Regions from separate parts of the Homo sapiens genome. Here region 2 is linked to region 1. A link is a loop called in an ENCODE intact Hi-C map of the cell type or tissue named here. Cell type or tissue: PC-3. All regions are shown on one strand. Region 1 has its middle 520 kb from the start of UBE2E2-DT. Region 2 has its middle 130 kb from the start of ZNF385D-AS2.

Region 1 (8,000 bases):
ATATAGGCAACACTTTGAGGACTAGTTACAACTTTATTGTAATTACAGCTTTGTTCCACACAACCTCCTTGAAATGTTGTGCATTCATTAAGTGTTCCAAAGCTGTATCAGAGAAAAGGTGGCCTTGACATACCGTCCATGGAACAGGATGGCTTTATAGGACTTAACACTGGGTGAAATGCAGAGCTACAGAATAACTACAGTCATTAGTGCCATGAATATTTCATAACCTTTAAGGAATTGAATTAAATTTAATACTTCCTGCAACTGCATTAGATGCAAGAAGAGAGGGCAGTCTATAACTATTGCTTACTTTAATGAAATTACCTATAACCTGATTCTTTGCTAAAAGTAGCAGCCAATTACTCTGTAATCCACATGTATCTTAGGTAACAGTAGGAGGAAATTACTACGTGATGTTCTCTTTGGTAACTTGAAACCAACGAAAGCATATTATCCTCAAAAAGTGTATAGACTCAGTACAATGTGTGAAGCAATGATGTATTGACATATAGATATTTTTCCCTTTAAAAGCCTCCAAATGTCAAATTTCATTTATCAACTCTTAAGGTGCCATGGAGAGTAAAATAGGAATACCTACAGATATAAAATATGTTCTTGCATTAAGAATGTGAAAGAAGTCATTACTGCTTCCTATTAAATAACCATATTCTTTGTGGCTTACAGAAAAGAACAGTAGGCTCCTTATGCTCTCTCTGAAAATTTGAGCCCCTTCAAAGAGTTATTAGGTTGGTAGAGAAAAACCATCCATTAAACTCCTAAGAAGAGGGAGTATTGCTCAAATTGATGTTTTTCTGTCATGACTGTCTTTTTCTCTTCCCTCTAATTGTTCTACAAAACTGAATTTAAGGATAAACTCTTTAATCATAAGGATACTTAGGTCCCATACCCCCATTATCTCCAGAAAAATATATATAAGGAAGAGGCCTGAAGATATAGTTGCTAAATATCAACCTACCAAAAGGTAGGAGAGTACTAATTATATACCATGTTCTGCACTGTTTACTTTTATGTCTAGAATTTCATTATATTCCTCCCCAAACTTTACAAGTTAAATGTAATAGGCACTATTCTAAAAACAAGGAAGCTGAAGCTCACAGAGATTAAATGATCATCCAGTAACATACAGCTACTAAGACAGAGGAGTGGTAGTTTTGATACATAAATGAGAAAACTTTGATTTACATGTCCATGAGTACGAGAAAGGATTTTTAAAAATTAAGCTGAGCACAGTACTATAGAATTCTACGTCATCATGGCTGAGAGAAAACGTACCTGCTTTAATTCAGGAGACATATTTTGCTTTGAGTGAAAGGACATTACCAAATACTAAATACTAAATCATTCTGTTCTATTGAACCATGACCAGTGTTCTTTCTCCGAGTTTAGGTAAATAAAAATTAGAATTAGAGACTAAGGAAGAGATAACCAGAATCTCTCCACAAAATAAGATTAAGTTTATCAAGGCAGCCATCCCTATTTTTATTAGTCAAACTCCAAGATAAAAGCCCCAATGCTCTCTTGCCCCAGAAAGTTGATTCTTGAGCACATCATCCATACAGATGCTGCATGTTCTTACACTTGAGTTCCCTGCTTCCTCCTGCCTTCCGAGACCTTCACTCTGCCCTCTAGAGCACCAGCAACTATGTTCAACCTCTTCTCTGATGTTCTACTTTCTTGCCTTAAAAGCTCAGCTCTCTCCTCACATGTGATTCCTTCTATAGCTCTCAAAATAATGGATCTTTAGTCTGTGTACAGCATGTACGTCAGGGTTTAGTAGAGAGATTGTTATCCTCCTGCCTCCCAAATGCTGCTCACACTCACTACTCACACTCTTGTAGAAAATTCTGTCCCTCTGAGACTCATTCATTCATTTATGCCTTAACTCATTCAATAGATACTTAAAGAGCTAGTGTTGAGTGTCAATAGTTTTTTTTAAGCTCTAGGGATATGAAAGACATTATGTGACTTGATCATCCACTTTCCCTCCCAGCTGCAGTCATTATAAACTTCTAGATCATGGTGTATCACTCAGAGAAGGTTTTGACATCTAGCTTACAGTCTTGCTCTCCACCTCATATTTGTTTACAGGACAAGTTTTCTTCCCTCTGGGGAAGGAAAAGAAGGCAGATAACCTGGTCTAATTTCCTCTTCAAATGGACCTCTGGGTAAATAGACTAATATTTGCTAGTAGTCTTTATATATACAAAGGCCTTAGCAAGATGTCTTTGGTTAAGGATTACTGATAATAAATAAATCTAATATCAGTTATGTGAGGCATGGCTGCCTGGAGAATGTCAGGCAACCTGTATAATTATCAGCATTATAGAATTAGCCACATAAATACACTCTGCTATGTGAGGTAATTATCTCCTCACTTGGAGGTCCCATTTTTTACCCAGAACCAGAGAGCACAAAAGCAACAAAGGAAGAAAGTGCCAGTGTAACCATGTGAGATGTCTCAGACACCTCTCTTATTTGTCTCTGTTTCTTGATTGCCTACATCCCTGAATTATTTGGAAAGCTGGACATGGAGTATGATATCAGATATATATGAGTCTAATTTGACAATTCAATCCTGGTTTTAGCTAAGGCTCCCACCTCTATCATTCCATACGCATACACAGAATTCCTCATTAAATTTAATTTACCAGTTACCATCTTGTTGTCAAAACTACTGGGCATTCACAGTCATCTTACACGACCCATAACCTCTCCATTTTACTCAACACTGATGACTACGCCCTTCTGTCTGGAAAATATAATTCCTCGGCCTCTCTGCCAAATATAAACAGTTGAATTATTGCCTTCAATGCTTCACACTGCCCTGCATCGGTACCTTCCCCACAGTCTCAACATGGTCAGAGTATATTTCCATACCTCCTAGACTTTCGGTTTCTCTAAGTGTCTACTTTGGCCATGGAATGAATTATTTGGAAATGACAGTGCATCAGTTCCAATCTAGCAACTTATTCTCTTGTATTCATACTTCTGTCAAGGAAACACACTCCAGCTGGCCCTGTCTTACGGAGAGATACACAAAGCAGAACCTCAGCAGCCAACTCCAAGATTTTCATTCAAAGTAGAGCCACCCCAGTCATCACAGCCTGAAGCAGAGCTATCTAGCCACAGATTGGCCATATACCCCAGCCAAATTATAAGCATAAATGATGGTTCTTTTAACCATGGATTTTGGGGCTGATGTGTGTATTTCCACAGACTGACATAAAATACCACAGACTGGGTGATTTAAACAATATAAATTTATATTTCCCCAATTCTGAAGGCTAAAGATTCAAGATTAAGGTATTAACAGGTTTATCTGAAAATTGCAGATGGCTGCCTTCTGACTGCATCCTCTTGTGTTTTTTTCTTTGTGCATATGCATTTCTGGTGTCTCTTTGTGTGTCCAAATGTTATTGTCTTATAAGGACACCAGTCAACTGTCTAATTTTAACTTAATAACCTCTTTAAAGGATTTATCTCCAAACACAGTCACATTCTGAGGTACTGTCATTTAGGGCTTCAGCATATGAATTTTGGAAGGACACAAGTCAGCACATAACATTATGTTACATGGCATTATTATGACAATAACTGACTGGTACACGACAATCATCTGGCTTCTTCTACTTCTCTGACCTTTTCTTTTATTTCCTCTACTTAGCCATTTAAATGTAAGAGACCTCAAGACTCTATCTTAGGCCCCTCTTTCACACTATACTGTAACTCCAGGCCTGATATTCAACAGGAGGAGGTTTTTCCCCTCACCCCACCCAGGGACATTTGGCAATATCTGGAGACATTTTTGATGATCACAGCTGGGGAAGGTGTACTACTGACATCTAGGGGAGACAGCTGGGATCCTGCTATAAGATGCACAATGCACAGAGTAGCTCCCCTACAACAAAGTATTAACCAGCCCAAAATGTCAATGGTGCAGAGATTAAGAAACCCTCTTCTAGGCACTTACATCGAAGTTGTAGGCTCCACGCCATTGGCAATAGATTCACATCTCTGGCCCTGATATCTGAGTTTCAAACACACTTATCGTATTTAACCTCCCTTACTTGGATAATTCAAAAGCACTTCAAACTCAAATTATCCCAAAACAAACTTGTGGTTTTCCCTCCAGATATTGGTTCTCTTACTTGGTATTTCAGCTTAGCAAATTGTGTTCATCCAGAAACTCAGGAGCCAATAACTCCCTTTCCTCTAACCTATAAAGTTCATCACCCTGAGCTAATTTACTTTCTAAATATATCTTTGGTTCATCCATTTCTTTCATTTCCATTGAGAGTAACTTTTCTCCTCTAAGCTGTCATTTGTCTCTCCCTTGGAATGATGTCATTCAGTTTGCCAATTAGCAATCAAATGATTACTCTCAAAATTATTGAGCATTCTCTTTATAAAATACAAATATAAACATGACACTTCACTGATTCAAAACAAACAGAAAACATTCTCCATTGTTCTTAAAGATTGAAATCCTTAATGTTGCCTAAAAGTAAAATATCCATAAAATGTATTGTCAAAACCAGTACACTTTTAAGAGGAGTGTGTGCGTGCATGAGTGTGTGTGTGTTTGTGTGTGTGTGTGTGTGTGTGTGTGTGTGTGTGGTGGGGAAATATTAAAAATTATTCCAAGGCAAATGTAAACAGGGACTGTCCCTGTTTACATTTGCATACCCTGTTGCTACTTGCATACCCTGTTGATAAGTCCTTTGTTGCTTCAGCCCTGCCTGCCTCTCAAAATTCATCTCATATTATTTTCCTTTCCCTTTTGACTTTCCAGATAAATTGGACTTTATATGATGCTATCTTCTATGTGCCTCTTATGTGCCATATTCCTTCTACCTCAGTGGTTTTACATGTTTTTCACTCTGCATAGAAATTTCTCACCCCCAAATGTAAATTAGTACAGTCACTATGGAGAACAGTTTGAAAGTTCCTCAGAAAACTGAAAATAGAGCTACCATATGATCCAGCAATCCTACCTTTAAGGTACATACTCAACAGGAAGAAAATTAGTATATTGAAGAGATACCTGCACTCCAGTGTTTGCTGTAGCACTGTATACAATAGCTAAGATTTGGAAGCAACCTAAGCATCCATCAACAGATGAAAGGATAAAGAAAATGATGTACATATACACAATGGAGTCCTATTCAGCCATAAAAAAAAGAGAGAGAGAATGAGATCCTGTCGTTTGCAACAACATGAATGGAACTGGGGGACATTAAGTTATGTGAGATAAGCCAGGCACAGAAAGAAAAACATCACATGTTCTCACTTAAAAAAAAAAAAAAAGAATTGAACTAATGGAGATAGGAGAAAGACAATCATCAACATGGGGGAGGGAGTAGGTATGGTTAATTGGTACAAAAAATATATAAAGAATAAATGAAAATTAGTATTTGATAGTGCAACAGGGTAATTATAGTCAATACTAATTGCACATTTAAAAATAACTAAAAGAGTATAATTAAATTATTTGTAACACAAAGGATAAATGTTTGAGGTGATGGATATCCCATTTACCTTGAAGTGATTATTACACATTGCATGCCCATATCAAAATATCTCTTGTAAGTCCAGGACCAGATGGATTCACAGCCAAATTCTACCAGAGGTACAAGGAGGAACTGGTACCATTCCTTCTGAAACTATTCCAGTCAATAGCAAAAGAGGGAATCCTTCCTACTCATTTTATGAGGCCAGCATCATCCTGATACCAAAGCCGGGCAGAGACACCACTAGAAAAGGGAATTTTAGACCAATATCCCTGATGAACATTGATGCAAAAATCCTCAATAAAATACTGGCAAACCAAATCCAGCAGCACATCAAAAAGCTTATCCACCATGATCAAGTGGGCTTCATCCCTGGGATGCGAAGCTGGTTCAATATACGCAAATCAATAAATGTAAACTAGCATATAAACAGAACCAAAGACAAAAACCACATGATTATCTCAATAGACGCAGAAAAGGCCTTTGACAAAATTCAACAACGCTTCATGCTAAAAACTCTCAATAAATTAGGTATTGATGAGATGTATCTCAAAATAATAAGAGCTATCTATGACAAACCTACAGCCAATATCATACTGAATGGGCAAAAACGAAGTGTTCCCTTTGAAAACTGGCACAAGACAGGGATGCCGTCTCTCACCACTCCTATTCAACATAGTGTTGGAAGTTCTGGCCAGGGCAATCGGGCAGGAGAAGGAAATAAAGGGTATTCAATTAGGAAAAGAGGAAGTCAAATTGTCCCTGTTTGCAGATGACATGATTGTATATCTAGAAAACCCCATTGTCTCAGCCCAAAATCTCCTTAAGTTGATAAGCAACCTCAGCAAAGTCTCAGGATACAAAATCAATGTGCAAAAATCACAAGCATTCTGTTACACCAATAACAGACAAACAGAGAGCCAAATCATGAGTGAATTCCCATTCACAATTGCTTCAAAGAGAATAAAATACCTAGGAATCCAACTTACAAGGGATGTGAAGGGCCTCTTTAAGGAGAACTACAAAGCACTGCTCAATGAAATAAAAGAGGATACAAACAAATGGAAGAACATTCCATGCTCATGGGTAGGAAGAATCAATATCGTGAAAATGGCCATACCACCCAAGGTAATTTATAGATTCAATGCCATCCCCATCAAGCTACCAATGACTTGCTTCACAGAATTGGAAAAAACTACTTTAAAGTTCATATGGAAAGAAAAAAGAGCCCGCATCGCCAAGACAATCCTAAGCCAAAAGAACAAAGATGGAGGCATCACGCTACCTGACTTCAAACTATACTACAAGGCTACAGTAACAAAAACAGGATGGTACTGGTACCAAAAGAGAGATATAGATCAATGGAACAGAACAGAGCCCTCAGAAATAACGCTGCCTATCTACAACTATCTGATCTTTGACAAACCTGAGAAAAACAAGCAATGGGGAAAGGATTCCCTATTTAATAAATGGTGCTGGGAAAACTGGCTGGCCATATGTAGAAAGCTGAAACTGGATCCCTTCCTTACACCTTATACAAAAATTAATTCAAGATGGATTAGAGACTTAAACGTTAGACCTAAAACCATAAAAACCCTAGGAGAAAACCTAGGCAATACCATTCAGGACATAGGCATGGGCAAGGACTTCATGTCTAAAACACCAAAAGCAATGGCAACAAAAGACAAAATTGACAAATGGGATCTAATTAAACTAAAGAACTTCTGCACAGCAAAAGAAACCACCATCAGAGTGAACAGGCAACCTACAAAATGGGAGAAAATTTTCGCAACCTACTCATCTGACAAAGGGCTAATATCCAGAATCTACAATGAACTCAAACAAATTTACAAGAAAAAAACAAACAACCCCATCAAAAAGTGGGTGAAGGACATGAACAGACACTTCTCAAAAGAAGACATTTATGCAACCAAAAAACACATGAAAAAATGTTCACCATCACTGGCCATCAGAGAAATGCAAATCAAAACCACAATGAGATACCATCTCACACCAGTTAGAATGGCAATCATTAAAAAGTCAGGAAACAACAGGTGCTGGAGAGGATGTGGAGAAATAGGAACACTTTTACACTGTTGGTGGGACTGTAAACTAGTTCAACCATTGTGGACGTCAGTGTGGCAGTTCCTCAGGGATCTAGAACTAGAAATACCATTTGACCCAGCCATCCCATTACTGGGTATATACCCAAAGGACTATAAGTCATGCTGCTATAAAGACACATGCACACGTATGTTTATTGCGGCACTATTCACAATAGCAAAGGCTTGGAACCAACCCAAATGTCCAACAACGATAGACTGGATTGAGAAAATGTGGCACATATACACCATGGAATACTATGCAGCCACAAAAAATGATGAGTTCATGTCCTTTGTAGGGATATGGATGAAATTGGAAATCATCATTCTCAGTAAACTATCGCAAGGACAAAAAACCAAACAC
Region 2 (8,000 bases), 600 kb before region 1:
ACAAAGACACAACATATCAGAATCTCTGCGACACATTTAAAGCAGTGTGTAGAGGGAAATTTATAGCACTAAATGCTCACAAGAGAAAGCAGGAAAGATCTAAAATCGACACCCTAACATCACAATTAAGAATAAACTAGAGAAGCAAGAGCGAACAAATTCAAAAGCTAGCAGAAGACAATAAATAGAATTAAGATCAGAGCAGAACTGAAGGAGATAGAATCATAAAAAACCCTTCAAAAAATCAATGAATCCAGAAGCTGGTTTTTTGAAAAGATTAATGAAATAGACCTCTAACAAGACTAATAAAGAAGAAAAGAGAGAAGAATCAAATAGATGCAATAAAAACTGATAAAGGCGATATCACCACCGATCCCACGGAAATACAAACTATCATCAGAGAATACTATAAACACCTCCATGCAAATAAACTAGAAAATCTAGAAGAAATGGATAAATTCCTCGACACATACACCCTCCCAAGACTAAACCAGGAAGAAGTTGAATCCCTGAATAGACCAATAACAGGCTCTGAAATTGAGGCAATAATTAACAGCCTACCAACCAAAAAAAGTCCAGGACCAGACGGATTCACAGCCGAATTCTACCAGAGGTACAAAGAGGAGCTGGTACCATTTCTTCTGAAAGTATTCCAAACCCTAACTCATTTTATGAGGCCAGAATCATCCTGATACCAAAACATGGCAGAGACACAATAAAAAAAGAAACTTTCAGGCCAATATTCCTGATGAACATCAATGCAAAAATCCTCAATAAAATACTGGCAAACCGAATCCAGTAGCACATCAAAAAGATTATCCACCATGATCAAGTCAGCTTCATCCCTGAGTTGCAAGGATGGTTTAACATATGCAAATCAATAAATGAAATCCATCACATAAACACAACCAATGATAGAAACCACGATTATCTCAATAGATGCAGAAAAGGCCTTCGACAAAATTCAACAACACTTCATGCTAAAAACTCTCAATAAATTAGGTGTTGATGGCACATATCTCAAAATAATAAGAGCTATTTATGACAAATCCATAGCCCATATCATACTGCATGGGCGAAACCTGGAAGCATTCCCTTTGAAAACTGGCACAAGACAGGGATGCTGTCTCTCACCACTCCTATTCAACATAGTGTTGGAAGTTCTGGCCAGGGCAATCAGGCAAGAGAAAGAAATAAAGGGTATTCAATTAGGAAAAGAGGAAGTCAAATTGTCTCTGTTTGCAGATGACATGATTGTATATTTAGAAAACCTCATAGTCTCAGCCCAAATTCTCCTTAAGCTGATAAGCAACTTCAGCAAAGTCTCAGGATACAAAATCAATGTGCAAAAATCACAAGCATTCCTATACACCAATAACAGACAGAGAGCCAAATCATGAGTGAACTCCCATTCACAATTGCTTCAAAGAGAATAAAATACCTAGGAATCCAACTTATAAGGGATGTGAAGGACCTCTTCAAGGAGAACTACAAACCACTGCTCAACGAAATAAAAGAGGACACAAAGAAATGGAAGAACATTCCATGCTCATAGATAGGAAGAATCAATATCATGAAAATGGTCATAATACCCAAGGTAATTTGTGTTTGTTGTGGCACTATTCACAATAGCAAAGACTTGGAACCAACCCAAATGTCCATCAATGATAGACTGGATTAAGAAAATATGGCACATATACACCATGGAATACTATGCAGCCATAAAAATGGATGAGTTCATGTCCTTTGTAGGGACATGGATGAAGCTGGAAACCATCATTCTGAGCAAACTATTGCAAGGACAGAAAACCAAACACTGCATGTTGTCACTCATAGGTGGGAATTGAACAATGAGAACACTTGGACACAGGGTGGGGTACATCACACACCAGGTCCTGTCGTGGGGTGGGGGGAGAGGGGAGGGATAGCATTAGGAGAATTACCTAATGTAAATGACAAGTTAATGGGTGCAGGACGCCAACATGGCACACGCATACATATGTAACAAACCTGCACGCACATGTACCCTAGAACTTAAAGTACAATAAAAAGAAAAAAAGAATTTTCTGATCGGAGCATGTTAATTAGAAAAGTGTGTAATTATGAGATCTTTTTTGAAACAGCATTATTTGATGTCACAAATTACTGAAAAGTATGTCATATTCCAAGCAAAACAGTAAAATTAAGCAATAAACTCTTTTTTTTTCACTGTGGCCACATCTATAAAATAGGCATTTGACAGAATGTTAATTGTCTACCCATATCCATTTCCTCTAAGCCTTTTATTTATATTTTTTTCTGAACACATGAACACTCAGAGAAATAAAAAGATGATATTACTCAGTCTCCCTTAAAAACATATATGTTATGGAACTATGTTCTCCCCAAAGGGAGTATATGAAAATGAGGTATTCAAATTCTAAGAAGTGTCACTTAATGAAAGGATGATGCTTTCTCCTTCCTTTGCCTAGGTCCTGTTTGCTGAAATGTAACATGATGACTGGAACCAGGGAGATTTTTCTTGGACTGTGAGGTGGAAATTAGTTATTAGTAACGATTCTTCAACAGGATAGGAACCTGAATCCCTGGGGATTTTTGAGCTATCACACCATCTCAAGACTACCTACTTTTACTTGAAACAAGAATAAACTTCAACTTTGTTAATTATTTTTATTTTGGGTTTTGTTACTTGAAGTCAAGCTTTTCTTATGGAACAGATAGGTGAGTTAGAAATTAGTGATTTATTAATAATGGGAAAAAGAAGATGTAACAGTGAGAATAATCAAAGTTTAAAAAAAGCAGAGTATAGGAATGATTATCCAAAAGCCTGTATTAAAGGGATAATAGTTTTGAACTATATTAATGACTTTTCTTTCTCATGTTTCCTTTTATCAACATTCTAATTTTCTGCCAGTGTCATTTATTTGACTGGGAAAGGTTTAGGGTTGTTACAGAAATGTACAGAGAAAGAATGTTAGTGATCAGCTGTTGACACTCAAAATCGGATTCAGCAGCTAGTATTGAAGGAGAGCTTTGTCTAAAACAAGAGGATTTTACAAATTTAAGTAATTTAATAAATCAACGCAAAGCATGGAAGGCAGGACAGAAAATACAGATTTTCTCTGAAGCAGGAGAGAATACCCTTCTGCCCATGATATTAGGCTGCAAGGCATGTTAACATGGGCACGATGAGCAAATGCTGAAGGAGAAAGTGAAAATCCAAAATCTGGAAGAATAAAAACAAAATATGTGATAAAACATGAGAGGGCTCTAAATAATCTCCTTCCCATCTTGCTCTTCATAGATAGCTTCAGAAACATTCCAGTGTATGTGCAGGGGCCTGGTAACACTCAGTCTGGTGAGCCACTTGTTTTGTTGTATCCTAGGACACTTTGAGATCTGGCTTCAGTCTGGCACCATTCAACGTGGTGTGAGAGCAAAGATGTGTATGGATGAATCTGAGGCCAGACTCCCAGTTTGCAATCATCTGAAATTGTTGCATGAGACTTAAAAATGCTCTTGTACTCCTGAGTATGGACACCAACCAGAAGAGATCTAGTGGAGTGGCACCGGGAGAACAGAGCAATAACTTGTAGATGTGCCAGAACCTTGGATGGAGCTGTGTGGGACCATACATAAGCTGCAGTGGTAGAAGCTACTGTGCCATTAAAATACAAACAACAACAAACTAACAAAGCAAAAGATTCCCAAGATAAGACCTTAGTAGTAAAAGAAGAAAACCAGACAACACTGCAGTAAGATTCAATAAGAATCCAGAAAACAGTGACCAATGAGAATTGAGATTAATCCTTCTCCAGTGCAGCTAAGTTGTGTTGCTCATATACCTAAATAGCATCAAGAGAAGACCGTAAGGAAGCAGAGATGAAAAAAAACTGAGCAATCTATTTAAAATGACTTTTTTTAAAGAACACTCTTAAAAGATTTAATTGAAGATTGTAAATTGTAACATTTACATCGTATTATTTTTCCCTTACCCAGGAGGTAGGGATCATAAGAAAAATCAAATAAGCAAAAATAACCAAGAAAAAGATACATTTTCTTCACACATCTAAGTGTGGCATGAGTAAATTGGCTAGATCCCTATATTTACAATGTTCAAAGAGAAGGCATGGCAGATATGCTTTTAAAAAACTGTCTGTAAACTGTTTACCATTAGCAAAAATACTCTCCTACTTTCTTCACATTATATTACAGTACATGTCTATACTTGCTTGGAAAAATTATCTGTAAATATAATCCTAATATAGCATTTTGTGAGAGCCATAAATTAATTGACTCTCTAGTCCAAATATACACTTCATTATTCAGTAATAATGTTGGTAGATATTAAGCTTTGTCAGTAGAGGGCACTAAAAGGACGCTGGAGGAAGAAAGGGTTTTATTTCCTGGTACCTGTGAGTTCCCAAAGACAGGCTCCTGCGGTACACGCAATTTCTGCAACACCTGGCTCCAGCAGTGTGCATGGCTTCTGTAAGTGTGCTTTTAACAGTGGCTGGTGACCAGCAGCACACAGTAACTCCCAGGAGAGCTCATGACCTCCGTGGCCTTTTTGCTATTCAGTGAGCCATGGATGCACCTTCCTCAGTGAGGTTTGGATCTCTGCCCTGAGTAAGGGGGGGATTTCCAGTTCATGATTTTTCCTTGAACATTATTCTTTGAGCATGCTATCTCAGCCCAAAGGGTAATAGTTGTTTCCTGTATATGCTGTTCTTATATTTTTAGAGTCTTTATTATGACTAACAAATCCTCCATGACTTCAACCCCATATTTTGTAATTAACAATTTTTTATTTTATTTTATTTGAGATGGAGTCTTGCTCTGTGGTCAGGCTGGAGTGCTGCAGTGGCATGATCTTGGCTCACTGAAACCTCTGCCTCCTGGGTTCAAGCGATTCCCCTGCCTCAGCCTCTCGAGTAGCTGGGACTACAGGCGCGTGCCACCATGCCAGTCTAATTTTTTTGCATTTTAGTAGAGACAGGGTTTCACCATGTTGGCCAGGATGGTCTTGATCTCCTGACCTTGTGATCTACTTTCCTCGGCCTCCCAAAGTGCTGATATTGCAGGCGTGAGCCACAGCACCCAGCTTGTAATTAATAATTATTTATGGTAAACTTTTCCAGTTCAAATTGCTACAAAATTTCTGCTCTGGGAATGGTCCCAGGAGATAGACCTCCAATGATGACATTTGGGGAATATTTTGATTTATTCCTATGCTTCATTGCAGTGCTGAGCTTCTTACTACTGGGAAATGGGATACTAGGAATCCAGGGCATGTGTGACATCACAATTAATTAATCAAACTATTGCCTGTGGTATATTGTGATAAAGTGCCAACTGAAGCCAGTGACTTAAGAGCCCAAGTGACTGCTGCCCTTGACCTTATGGTAATAATGATTATTATAAGGAGCATGGTGTGGGATAGATTTTTCTGAGTGACCCTGAGCTCTTACAGAGAAAAAAAAAATAAGCTCTCAGTTCAATTCACAGCCTAAGGGTCAGAGAGCCACCATGAGAACCATAAAAGAATATTTAGTGTAGTCACAGGACCGATATTGCTAAATTTGCACAATATTTACTTTGTGGGTTGAGTAAATTACAACAACAGTGAAATTCACCATTTCTCATGTGAAATTTAGGGTACCAATTGAAAAAGAATGAGATCTTGATACTTGGAAGGGGGACATACGTTTGAACCAAATGAAATTGACAACACTGAATGTACGAACCACTCTGAGGCCTCTGTACCAGTAGAAGTAGCTTGCTCTCCCATGCCTGAGGAGACTAGCCTTCCTTGGCCTGCAAATCTTGTAATAACCTCACCTGTTGGAGATGCCTTGTTAGGGTCTTATGACCCAAACTAACTAGTGTGAAGTTACAGCATGCTCAGGAGGAACAGGTATACACCATACAAAAAGACTACATGGCAAAAGAATTGCAAGACCATGCTAATATATACCAATAGAAACATGGTGGGGTGGGACATGTGTGGGAGTGGATTCAACAGGTGTTAGGCCAAGAAGCAGAGAATATAACACTAGATAAGGCTGAATTCCTTGATATAGGAAACTAACTAGAGATTTCAGATTTGTTAGCTTGTAAAGCTGCAGGTGGCTCTAACAACTAACTTAACTTGGTTGATTGACTGAAACTTGGACACCAAGATTCCAGACATTTAACTAGATGGAGATACCAGAGCCTACTGGTGAAGATAAACCAGTCCAGCATGATAAACCATAGCACTGAGAAATTCATTAGTGAAGAAACTTGAGCAGCTTTGCAGACCAGATACTGTAGGGGATTCTGCCATTGGGATGGATTCCCTGATTTCAACAGGGATAACAGGCTCTGGGGTAACAGAAATCAAAAGATAGCACATAATCATCAAGAACAAAGTGAGCATATCTAACTGGCAGGGATGACTAGTAATCAGAACACCCTGGTCTGTAGAGATCTTCGGCAGTGTCCACTGAACACTGTGTTCCTAGGAATGAAATACATGAGTAGCCTGCCAGAGTTATTGTTTTATCTACCCAGTAGGAAAAAAAAAGCCCTCTAGGTATGTAGCTGAAACCCTGACATAAATGGAAACAGCTTCTCACCTATTTCCTAAGTCAGTCCACAGACACAGAGCCCCCCGACTGAAGGAGAAACTGGGTCCATTTGTGGAAGGCTGCACCATATGGTAAATCTTTCAAGACTAAGAAGTCTATTTTCTCTTTGCCTGTTATATGCATGTTTTTATTTGTATACCTAAACATTTGTATGTCTCCTTCTTCCTGTTTTTATTTTATATACAAGTGGTAGGTGGTTAACTTTACAACTTGGTCTTTATTTCATAGAGTATTTAGTGGAACTGTGGTGGAATTTGAGGAGTAATTAATATAGCTAGTAATGGATACAATGACTGTTGGGACTGTGTCACCTCATTTTGGAAAAGGATGAAAAATACCTTCACTTTCAGGAAGAACATTTATAACTTATTAGGTGGAAATACAGAGTTGTTTCACTTTTGAATAAAAGTTCAAGATTGAATAGAAGAGTGAATATGGAAACTGAGTAACCAAAGGCATGCACTGTCCTAGTCATCACTTTATTGTCTCTTGGTTGAAAGTTCACAATTTACTGCTTTATTTCTGACAGTGGGGCTGGAACCTGTAAACATTCCTTCTTTGCCAGTCAGGATAATGTTAAGCTTTGTTAGTAGAAGCTACTAAGGGGGAAATTGAAGGATGAATGGGTTTCTCTCCCAGGTTCTTTTATGCTTCTTGACGTTGGCTCCTACAACACAGCTTGTTTCTACAAAGCCTGTCCAGCCACATCCACAGCTTTTGCAGGGCCAGCTCCAGGTATCCAGACAGTGCTGACTCTGAAACCCCATCAGTTGCCTTCATGACAGAGTGCTGCTTGTATGACACCTATCTGTGGATGGCTTCTACTGATATCTTCCTGAGTACTTTGCAGCCTCAGCAAACCCTGCCATGCAGATGTTCATGGCTATGCCCTCTCCAATGAATCTGGATCGGTATGGTGTGTGGAAGCTGGTTCCAGACCCTCTTGCTTCTATTATGTATCAATTCAGCCTTATGGGTAGTGGCCCCTATAATTTGCTATTACTCTATTATTAACAGTTCTGTTTATTCTTTGCTAGCAAATCCCCTCTTACAGTTAATAATTTTTGATATTAAGATTACTGTCTGGTAACCTTAACCTGATGTTTATCTTCTGGATCCTGACTGATATACCTCTTACAGTTTTGATATTTTTAGTTTGAGAAAAAAAGAAAGTACTAACATTAAGGTCTGATTGTTAGTCTTCCAGGAATTATTAATTTTTTAGTTCTCTATTATTTATAACTCATCTATTCTTGAAATTACTAAAGCAAATTAGATATAATATTTTGAATGTTATTTAAATAAAATTAACGCAAATAAACTTATCAAAACTTAGCTGAGCCCAGCATCCAGGAGCAGGAAGGTCAT

Evidence for each region. Hi-C counts contacts between places; a loop is a spot of excess contacts. Peaks named below come from ENCODE experiments on the same cell type or tissue, not always from the same donor. Only the 100,000 strongest peaks of a DNase experiment are listed, where the experiment ranks them.
Region 2: a loop joins it to region 1, with 17 times the contacts of the local background. A loop is called at or near these places in 3 of 110 quality-filtered maps.

The regions. Positions count from the first base shown.
Region 1 is chr3:22,681,935-22,689,934 of GRCh38, forward strand. No RefSeq gene overlaps it. Among named protein-coding and RNA genes, the nearest start is that of UBE2E2-DT, 520 kb to the right of the region's middle. In PC-3, a CTCF peak has its summit at 3,872; a DNase peak (open chromatin) is centred at 3,867.
Region 2 is chr3:22,085,032-22,093,031 of GRCh38, forward strand. It overlaps a transcript of ZNF385D not described here. Among named protein-coding and RNA genes, the nearest start is that of ZNF385D-AS2, 130 kb to the left of the region's middle. In PC-3, CTCF peaks have their summits at 4,362 (motif pointing right) and 4,561; a DNase peak (open chromatin) is centred at 4,400.